Linked DNA regions of Homo sapiens: region 2 is linked to region 1. A link is a contact called in ENCODE Hi-C or POLR2A ChIA-PET data. All regions are on one chromosome and are shown on one strand. Each heading gives the region's core, a stretch centred on a gene start or an enhancer-like site at or near the end of the contact. The rest is flanking DNA. Distances are from core to core; before and after follow the strand shown. Region 1 has its middle 71 kb from the start of LINC02031. Region 2 has its middle 33 kb from the start of ATP11B-DT.

What was found. Hi-C counts contacts between places; a loop is a spot of excess contacts on that map. ChIA-PET counts read pairs that join two places held with the same protein, here RNA polymerase II (POLR2A).
Region 2: a map of Caco-2 shows a loop between it and region 1 (4-fold over the local background). The contact joins two enhancer-like sites. A Hi-C loop is called at or near these places in 5 of 168 maps with a recorded cell type or tissue (Caco-2, Panc1, endothelial cell of umbilical vein and 2 more). POLR2A ChIA-PET finds 5 or more read pairs at or near these places in 2 of 52 experiments (OCI-LY7 and Panc1).

Annotation. Positions count from the first base shown.
Region 1 is chr3:182,712,828-182,717,553 of GRCh38, reverse strand. No RefSeq gene overlaps it. Among named protein-coding and RNA genes, the nearest start is that of LINC02031, 71 kb to the right of the region's middle. RefSeq lists cis regulatory regions at 2,287-2,376, 3,154-3,419. Within about 2 kb of position 1,258, at least 2 of the 41 ENCODE cell types and tissues checked have a DNase peak (open chromatin) inside an H3K27ac peak, as active enhancers do.
Region 2 is chr3:182,757,707-182,762,806 of GRCh38, reverse strand. No RefSeq gene overlaps it. Among named protein-coding and RNA genes, the nearest start is that of ATP11B-DT, 33 kb to the left of the region's middle. Within about 2 kb of position 1,831, at least 4 of the 41 ENCODE cell types and tissues checked have a DNase peak (open chromatin) inside an H3K27ac peak, as active enhancers do.

The DNA.
Region 1 (4,726 bases), core at 9-2,508:
GCAACAAGAATCCATTTTCTTTTGCAACAGGACACAATTGGAAAAACTGGTTGTTTTACCAAGGCTTTGACTGGAAGGGTGTGTTCCCCTTTAAGGAGTCAGGCTTGACTTGTAAAGCCAATAAAAAGCACCTTAGGAAACTGGCCTCATACCTAGACTACAGCTTCTCAGTACAGGGCTCCTAGCCTGCGGTGAGTAAAGAATGTCACTTTCTAACAGGCCTAGAAACCCCATGCACCTGGAACCTCAAGAAGAAAGAAGTTTACCCAATTCGCATGTATTTAAAGGTTTCAACCCATTCCTGGGCTTGGCTTTAAAAGGTCCTATCTGAGATTCCTTATGGAAAAAGTTTCCATCAAAGCTGATCTAAAAGATGGTTATTCTTGCTGGACTTTATGCAAATAATCAGACCAAGTTTAAAACTAAAGTCTGTTTTGCAAACAGCTCAGTCCTACCATAAGTTGTTTTTAACAAAAATGAGGACTAAAGAGAGAAAAATTATGTTTTAAAACTTATACATCTGTCATTGGCTTGTAGTCTCATTAATTGTTTTTAAGTTCTTGCCTACATTTTAAACTAACCCTGTTTATTTCTGTCAATCTCTGGCTGCAGCTCAAAGGAAACAAAAAAGCATGGGTAATGTAAAAATCTGGAAACATGTTCTAGTTCTGGGCAATTATCCTACAAATACTGACAGGTAACCTATAACCCCAAGGTTTCCTTTTTTTCAGGGAAGGTGAGACCAAGGAAGCTAAACAAAGCCAAGCCCCATACACCCACTTACAATAGCACAATCCATTTAAATGGCTTGCAGGTATCAAACAAACTCAGTAGTCATGGTTATGGCCTATTGTGCCCCCATTAATAATGGCAGTCTTAATACTCACAGTTGAACCCTATATTCTAAGCCCCCTTGTAAACTTTATCTCTTCTCACCTAGAAACCACCAAGCTTCAAATGGTGCTTTAAATAAAGCTGAAAATGAAACCTCCCTTCTACCAGGAACCCTTAAATCAACCCCAGGAGGAGCCCTAGCTGCTGTTCCCCACACAATGCCCCTCTCCAGCAGGAAGTAGCCAGAAGAAGTCATCACCCAATTCCCCCTAACGGCAGTTAGGGATTCCATTTCAGAGGGGGGAAATATGTTATAGGAGGCAGAGAGAAATTATTTAGGTGAGTCCCTGGCAGAAAACTTTCCTTTTAACAAAAAGCAGCTCAGACATAGCTCCCTTTCTAATCTCATGCAGTTCAAAAAGTCACTTCTCTTCTAACAACAAGCAGCCTGAAAGAGCAAACAGTAAAACACAGATAAGACAGCTCCCACACAGAAGGAGCTGGGGAAAATCTCCTGGGTAATCACCAAACTTCACACCTATACAGTGGGTCTCAGTGAAACAGTGGGCCTTAATAAGCACATTCCTTTCCCTTTTAGGTGTACTAAGATAGGGAAGCTAAAAGCAGACTTGAGCCTGTAATCCCAGCACTTTGGGAGGCCGAGGTGGGCGGATCACTAGGTCAGGAGATCGAGACCATCCTGGCTAACACGGGTGCTTTCTGTATGTCAAGTGCCACACTATTAATTCTTTTTTTTTTTTTTTGAGACAGAGTTTTGCTCTTGTTGCCCAGGCTGGAGTGCAATGGCACGATCTCGGCTCACCACAATCTCCGCCTCCCAGGTTCAAGCGATTCTCCTGCCTCAGCCTCCTGAGTAGCTGGGATTACAGTCATGCACCACCATGCCTGGCTAATTTTGTATTTTTATTAGAGATGGGGTTTCTCCATGTTGGTCAGGCTGGTCTTGAACTCCCCACCTCAGGTGATCCGCCCACATCAGCCTCTCAAAGTGCTGGGATTACAGGTGTGAGCCACTGTGCCTGGCCTCACACTATTAATTCTTTTAATTTACTTACCCATCTTGTGAGATAGGTACTACTTTATTACCATTGTAGTTCCTGTTTTACAGAGGAGGATAGTAGACACACTAAGATAAAGTTATTTGTGAAGCTAACCACACACCTAGTAAGTGGCAGAGCTAGGGTTTGAACCCATGCCATCTGCCTTTGGAGATTCTAAGATGATAGACCCTCACTTTGGTATGACTTCCATCTGTGAAAGCCCCTCCTACAAAACCCCTCACTGCCACTCCATCCTAAAATCTAGATGGAGTCTCGGACTGACCACAAACTAGTTCACTTTTTCTCTTATTCCTTCCTCACAACTTAGACACTCAATGATCTTGTAGTTGCCAAAGACTAGGACTTTTTCAGTCTTTTTCTCACCACCTAATCTAAAGAGACACCTGTGGTCAGTTGGACCTTGTGGCTAACTCGCTGGAGAAATTGCAGTTGAAGTTGAAGGGCTACTCTTAACCTTCACATTTATCTTGCCCTGTTGATATCCACAGCACTAGGCATGGTATGTTCTTTGGAACACATGCCCAGTGAGTCCCAAAGTCACAAGGTTATTTGATTTATTTTATTAGCATGAGCTTGCTTATTGGCCCATTTTTAAATGCAATGTATTATGTACAGTTCAATGTACTATGGACAGGACTGCTTAAGTTAATTTGAACTAAATGTATAAAAATGTTAATGGTTAAACACTTTTTCCTTTTGAAAACAATTTTTAAAAATTTTAATTGTGGTAAAAACATACAATTTAGCATTGAAACCATTTTAAAATGTGTAGTTCAGTAGCATTAAGTATATTCACATGGCTGTGCCACAGATCTCCAACGATTAAGCACTTTTAAAACAATACAGTTCTAGGGGAGATATTACTATTTTTGTTAGGAAAGAATAAAATGTCTCAAATATTGTGAATTTAGACAACTGGAAAATATTGGTAGAGAACTTGGGAGGCTGAAATTGGGAAAGAGAAAATGTGGGAAGCTAGAAATAGGCAATTTGGGAGGTGGAAATTTTGGGGAGAGGCTATGGTTATCTCCGAGTTGTAGTATTGATGATTTTTTGTTAGTATTTTAAATTTGATGGCTTTCCTATACTGTACATGGGTTACTTTTTGTTTACCAGGAAGCACAGCTTCCTGGCAGGTGTCAAACAATCTACCCCAGCAATAGTTCAACAGTAGGATATTTTTAGGCATATTTTTGTAAGAGAACTTTTCTGTTCTTACCCAAGATGAAACAGTTTCAGAAGTTTGGGCACAAAAGGTTCGAGGAAGCTGCTGACAACTGAGGCTTCTCAGGGTTATTCAGTTAGTTCAGAAGATCTTGCTTGTATTCCTAGGTTTTCTGACTAGCTGGAGCACTTTGTCCAAGGCATTGAGCAACAAATTAAAACATCCTTTGGTGCCACCTTATGCTAAGTGGGAGAAACTGCAGCTATTTAAACTGATTTCACAATTAGACTCAGTAGCTTTAATCTCCAGGAATTAGAGAGATAAGGAACCTATTTCCCTCCCTCCCTCCCTCCCTTCCTCCCTCCCTCTCTTCCTTCCTTCCTTCCTTGCTTCCATTTTTCTCTCTCTCTGTTAATAATTTCAACTTTTATTTTAGATTCAGGGGTACAAGTGTAGGTTTGTTACATGGGTATATTGTGTGATGATGCTGAGGTTTGGGGTATGGATGATTGCATCACCAGGTAGTGAGCACAGTACATAGAATGAGGTAGTTTTTCAGCCTACACTCCCCTCTCTCCCGCCTCCCTCTTGTAGTACCCAGTGTCTGTGGTTGCCGTCTTTATGTTCATGTGTACTCAATGTTTAGCTACCACTTATTAGTGAGAACATGCGGTATTTTTTTTTATTTCTGTGTTAATTCACTTAGGATAATGGCCTTTAGCTGCATCCACATTGCTACAAAAAACAGAATTTGTTCATTTTTATGGCTGCAGAGTGTGCCATGGAGCACATGTACCACATTTTCTTTATCTAGTCCACCATTAATGGGCACCTAGATTGCTTCTGTCTTTGCTATTGTGAATAGTGCTGCAACGAACATACAAGTGCATGTGTCTTTTTTTGTAGAACAATTTATTTTCCTTTAGATATATACCCTGTAATGGGATTTGGGATTGCTGGGTGGAATGGTAGTTCTGTTTTAAATTCTTTGAGAAACCTCCAAACTGCTTTCTACAGTGGCTGAACTAATTTACATTCTCGCCAACAGTGCATAAGTGTTCCCTTTTCTCTGCAGCCTTTCCAGCATCTGTTATTTTTTTTACTTTTTAATAATAACCCTTCTGGCTGGTGTGAGATGGTATCTTATTGTGGTTTTGATTTGCTTCTCTGATGATTAGCGATGTGGGGCATTTTTTTCATATGTTTGTTGGCTGCTCGCATATCTTTTGAGAAGTATCTGTTCATGTCCTTTGCCCATTTTTTAATGGGGTTGTTTTTTGCTTGCTGATTTAAGTTCCTTATGGATTGTGGATATTAGACCTTTGTCAGATACATAGTTTGTGAAGATTTTCTCCCATTCTGTAGGTTGTCTGTTTTCTTTGTTGAAAGTTTATTTTGCTGTGCAGAAGCTCTTTAGTTTAATTAGGCCCCACTTACCAATTTTTGTTTTTGTTGCAATTGCTTTTGGGGATTTAGCCATAAATCAATGCTGATGTCAAGAAGTGTAGTTCCTAGGTTTTCTTCTAGGATTTTTATAGTTTGAGGTCTTACATTTAAATCTTTAATCGATCTTGATTTAATTTTTGTATATGGTAAAATGGATCTAGTTTCATTATTCTGCAGATGGCTGGCTAGCTATTCTAGT
Region 2 (5,100 bases), core at 582-3,081, 45 kb before region 1:
AATAGTGGCTCCTTGGTGCTCATGTGGGCATCCAGGGCTTGCTTTTCATCATGGGGAGCTCAGGGGAGCAGATGAGCATCATCCCCATGGGAGAAGCCTGTAGGAGTGAAGCTGAGGCTGGGGAGGGGTAAAGGTTTCAGCCAATTGTGATGGATTTCCTTTTTTTTTTTTTTTTTTTTTTTTGTTTTTTGAGACGGAGTCTCGCTCTGTCTCCCAGGCTGGAGCGCAGTGGCGCGATCTCGGCTCACTGCAAGCTCCGCCTCCTGGGTTCACGCCATTCTCCTGCCTCAGCCTCCAGAGTAGCTGGGACTACAGGCGCCCGCCACCACGCCCGGCTAATTTTTTTTTTTTTATGTTTTCTGTAAAGACGGGGTTTCCCCGTGTTAGCCAGGATGGTCTCGATCTCCTGACCTCGTGATCCGCCCGCCTCAGCCTCCCAAAGTGCTGGGATTACAGGCGTGAGCCACCGCGCCTGGCCTGTGATGGATTTCACAGTTGGAGTCATTCTAGTCAGGATGGCCTGGAACTAAGAACCAGTGCCTCAGAAAGGAGGCCAGTGATGCGAGTTGATGGTACACAGGAGAGATTGCTGTTAATACTTTCCAAAGTCCCATGTAACATTTCTGTTTTTTTTTTTTTTTGGATGGAGTCTCGCTCTATTGATAAGATAGTAGAAAATAAACTGCGTGAAGTGGCATGCTCCTGTAGTCCCAGCTACAGGGACTGGGACTATAGGCCGGAGTGCAGTGGCGTGATCTCGGCTCACTGCAACCTCTGCCTCCCGGGTTCAAGCAATTCTCTGCCTCAGCCTTCTGAGTAGCTAGGATTACAGGTGCCTACCACCACACCTGGCTAATTTTTGTATTTTTAGTAAAGACAGGGTTTCGCCACCTTGGCCAGGCTGGTCTTGAACTCCTGACCTCGTGATCCACCCTCCCCGGCCTCCCGAAGTGCTGGGATTACAGGCGTGAGCCACCGTGCCCGGCCAACACTTTGTATTACAATCCCTATATGCTTTGTAAGAGCATTGCCCTTGTCTTTTTAAATCCTAACTGCCACTTACTAGTAGTATGATCAGGAACAAGTTAATTAACTTATCTGAACCTCAGTCCTAGTATCTGTAAAACTGGCATATCATTACCTAGCTCACAAGTTTGTGAAGATTAAATAAAATTCATTTATGTAGACTAAATACGTGTTGGTTTCCCTTGTCATGAAGTTGGTCCTGCTTTTCTCTTGATCACGTTCCTTTACCATTTTCCTGGTGTTATTTTGATTCTTTGATCATGATTACTATGAGGGATTATCACAGCTAGGTCCTACTCATGCAGGCAAGGAGGAGGAATTATTCAATCCAATTAATCCCAGGCTCTGTATCCTCAAGGAATGGAGTTGGTAGTTTAATGAAACAGATTACATGAATTCTTTCTATTTAACAATTACAGGTTTCATGACAACTTTTGAAGAAATGTATTAACTTGGGCCCAAATTGGTATATTTCTAAATATGGAGCCATAAAAACAGTTACATATGTCATTCTGAAAACAAAATTAAGGTTGTAGCTTGTTAAAAACAATTATGTTTTTTGTGTCTGCCCTAAATGAAGTTCACAGTTTATGGAACCTAAACACTGCAATTGTCTTATGGCAGCATTTTTCTCTTGCCATGTGACATTCACCTGTTAGACCTCATTATAATCATGAACTCATAACTTTGGCTCCAGCTCTTGTTTGCTAGTGCAGTGTTGAACTTAGATTAGATATGAACTCTTTGCCAAGCTCAGTGGCGGAGAAAGTCCCTACAGAATTGCAGGACTTTTGTTCTCTTTTTGACCTCTTTGCATTTTCTTCCTTATCTTGGTAACCATAGAAACAACTTGGAGAGGTGAAGTAGCACCAGATCCATTTTTTTTATTGCATGGAAGGCGACAGTTGCATCAGTGCGTTGTCAATGATGATTTGACCCAAAAGGTGATGGACTTAGAACGGCAACTAGCCTGGCTTTTAAAGGCGTTTGGGAACAAGGCGGTTTATTACCCCTGCAGTCCGTTCCTGTACTCACGCATCCCTGAGCCCCTTCACTTCTCCCTCCGCAGGCCCCTGGTGCCCGCCCCTACGTGGTCACTCTCTCGCACTTAGACTCCTTTGTCCTTATCTACTTCCGTTGATGTGGCTACCTCAGTGTCCTTTCTCAAGGTGTGCAGTGAATGTGAACTTTGGATTATAGCAATCTCTTATGAACAAGGGCACCTGATTCTCAATTTCCTGCTGTATATAAAGGAAATAAACCCTACTTCTCAGAGTTATTTTAAGGATAAAATGAGGGGGAAAAAAGGTGTGTTTGGCCGGGCACGGTGGCTCACACCTGTAATCCCAGCACTTTGGGAGGCCAAGGCGGGCGGATCAGGAGGTCAGGAGATCGAGGCCATCTTGGCCAACATGGTGAAACCCCGTCTCTACTAAAAATACAAAAATTAGCTGGGCATGGTGACAGGCGCCTGTAGTCCCAGCTACTCAGGAGGCTGAGGCAGGAGAATCGCTTGAACCTGGGAGGCAGAAGTTGCAGTGAGCCAACATTGCGCCATTGCACTCCAGCCTGGTGGCAGAGTGAGACTCCATCTCAAAAAAAAAAAAAAAAAGTGTTTATGTATATTTTATGTATATATTTCTAGGCATACAGTAGGCATTCTATAAATGTTGGTTTATTTCCCTTCACGTTAATCTTTCTCCTCTGACATTTCCATGTTCTTTTTATCTCCGAAATTGTACTGCTTAGAGTGGTGTCTGAATCAACAACATTAGAAATGACAAATCTCAGGCCTTACCCCAGACCTACTGAATCAGAATCTGCATTGTAACAATATCCTAGATGTTTCATATACGCTTTAAAGCTTGAGAAACACTGCTCTACAATAGACATCCTCACTTTTTTATGGGAAAGAATAACGGCCACCACTGATCTGATTCCACGCCTTGTCTGTTCCAGATGCTAGCTTCTTAACTGCGCTTTTCTCATCCTCACTCTGTGAGCTTAGCACTAATGTCTCCTTTTACCTGTGAAGAAGTGGAGACAAACGGAGTTAACTCCTTAGCCCAAGACTATGTATGGCAGACACAAAAAACAATGATTTTTAATAAAGTGTAACTTTAATTTTGTTTTCAGTATGGCATGCTTAACTGGTTTTAAGACACCGTATCCAGAAATACACCAATCTAGACTCAAATTAGTAAATTTCTCTCAAAAGTTGTCATGGGGCTGGGCACGGTGGCTCACGTCTGTCATCTCAGCACTTAGAGAGGCCGAGGAGGGCAGATCACTTGAGGTCAGGAGTTCGAGACCAGCCTGGCCAACATGGTGAAACATTGTCTCTACTAAAAATACAAAAATTAGTTGGACATGGTGGCACACGCCTGTAGTCCCAGCTACTTGGGAGGCTGAGGCAGGAGAATCACTTGAGCCTGGGAGGTGGAGGTTGCAGTGATCTGAGATCACACCACTGCACTTCAGCCTGGGCAACAGAGCCAGACTCCAGCTCTAAAAAAAACAAAGCAAAACAAATAAACAAACAAAACGTTGTTATGGAAAGGTCCAGGTAAGACTCTAACTCAGGTCTTTTTTACCCTGAACACTTTGTGCTACTACCTGGGCCTACTGGCTTTTGTTGCTGGAGAAGACTGAAATGGAAAGGAGAAGAAGAAAATTAAAACCAAAAATCTCTCTAAAAGATGGAGACATAACAATATTAAAGGTAACCTTGGGTTTCAGTGAAATCAATAGAGAACCACTTCTTGATGAATGATTCCATCTGTCCTCAATTCTTTTCCAGGTTCCTTGCCCTTTATTTGATATTGACATACATTGGGCACCTAATAATTGATAATAAAATATTCCACATACACAAAACGGAACGGTTGTTTAATATGCAGGCTGTTTAGTGAAATGATGTATCAGCTGATTGTGGCATCTAATCTAGCATGTGATTGTGTTGCTTTGCTTATTAATTTTTTTCAGTTGTATTTTTTTCTCTCAATAAGATTGTAAGATTGGGCTGGGCACGGTGGCTGAGGCCTGTAATCCTTGCACTTTGGGAGGCCGAGGCAGGCAGATCACCTGAGGTCAGGAGTTCAAGACCAACCTGGCCAATATGGTGAAACCCCATCTCTACTAAAAAAAAATACAAACAAACAAACAAACAAACAAAAATTAGCCGGGCGTGGGGCGGGCACCTGTAATCCCAGCTACTTGGGAGGCTGAAGTAGGAGAATTGCTTGAACCCAGGAGGCGGAGGTTGCAGTGAGCCGAGATCATGCCACTGCCCTCCAGCCTAGGTGACAGAGTGAGACTCCGTTAAAAAAAAAAAAAAAAAAAAAAAAAAAGAGGCCAGGCGAGGTGGCTCATGCCTGTAATCCTAGCACTTTGGGAGGCTGAGGCGGGCAGATTGCCTGAGCTCAGGAGTTCGAGACCAGCCTAGGCAACACGGTGAAACCCCATCTCTACTAAAATACAAAAGAAATTAGTGCGGTGTGGTGGCCTGTGCCTGTAGTCCCAGCTACTCAGGAGGCTGAGGCAGGAGAATCGCTTGAACCCTGGAGGTGGGGAGGTTGCAGTGAGCTGAGATCACACCACTGCACTCCAGCCTGGGTGACAGAATGAGAACAAAAAAAACAAAAGGCATTGTAAGATTGTTAAGGCAAGGCAGCCCCTTCCTTTCTCCCTTTTCTCCTGCCTTCCTCTTCTCCCTTTCTCCCATCTTCCCTTCCTTTCCTTCTTCCTTCCTTCCATATAACTTTGTAATGCCAAGCGGAAAAAAAACCTACTAGTATTTATATTTCTGGAATGAGAAATGTAATTTAACTTCAGGTTATTTAATAATTTTAGTTTGTTTGCAATTAACAGATTACATTTTGTTAATGCTTCTGGTTTGGGTAAGGAATCTGTTCCGATTGATTTTGCTTTAGATCAAGAGAGAGTATCTCATACTTTGTCTATTGCACTAATCTCGATGTCTTAAATTTCTTGTTATGTTAAGAATAAACTCCCTAACTATGGCTTTTGAAATTACAAAGGCATGAAAACATTAGGTTTGGGAACCCCACTAAA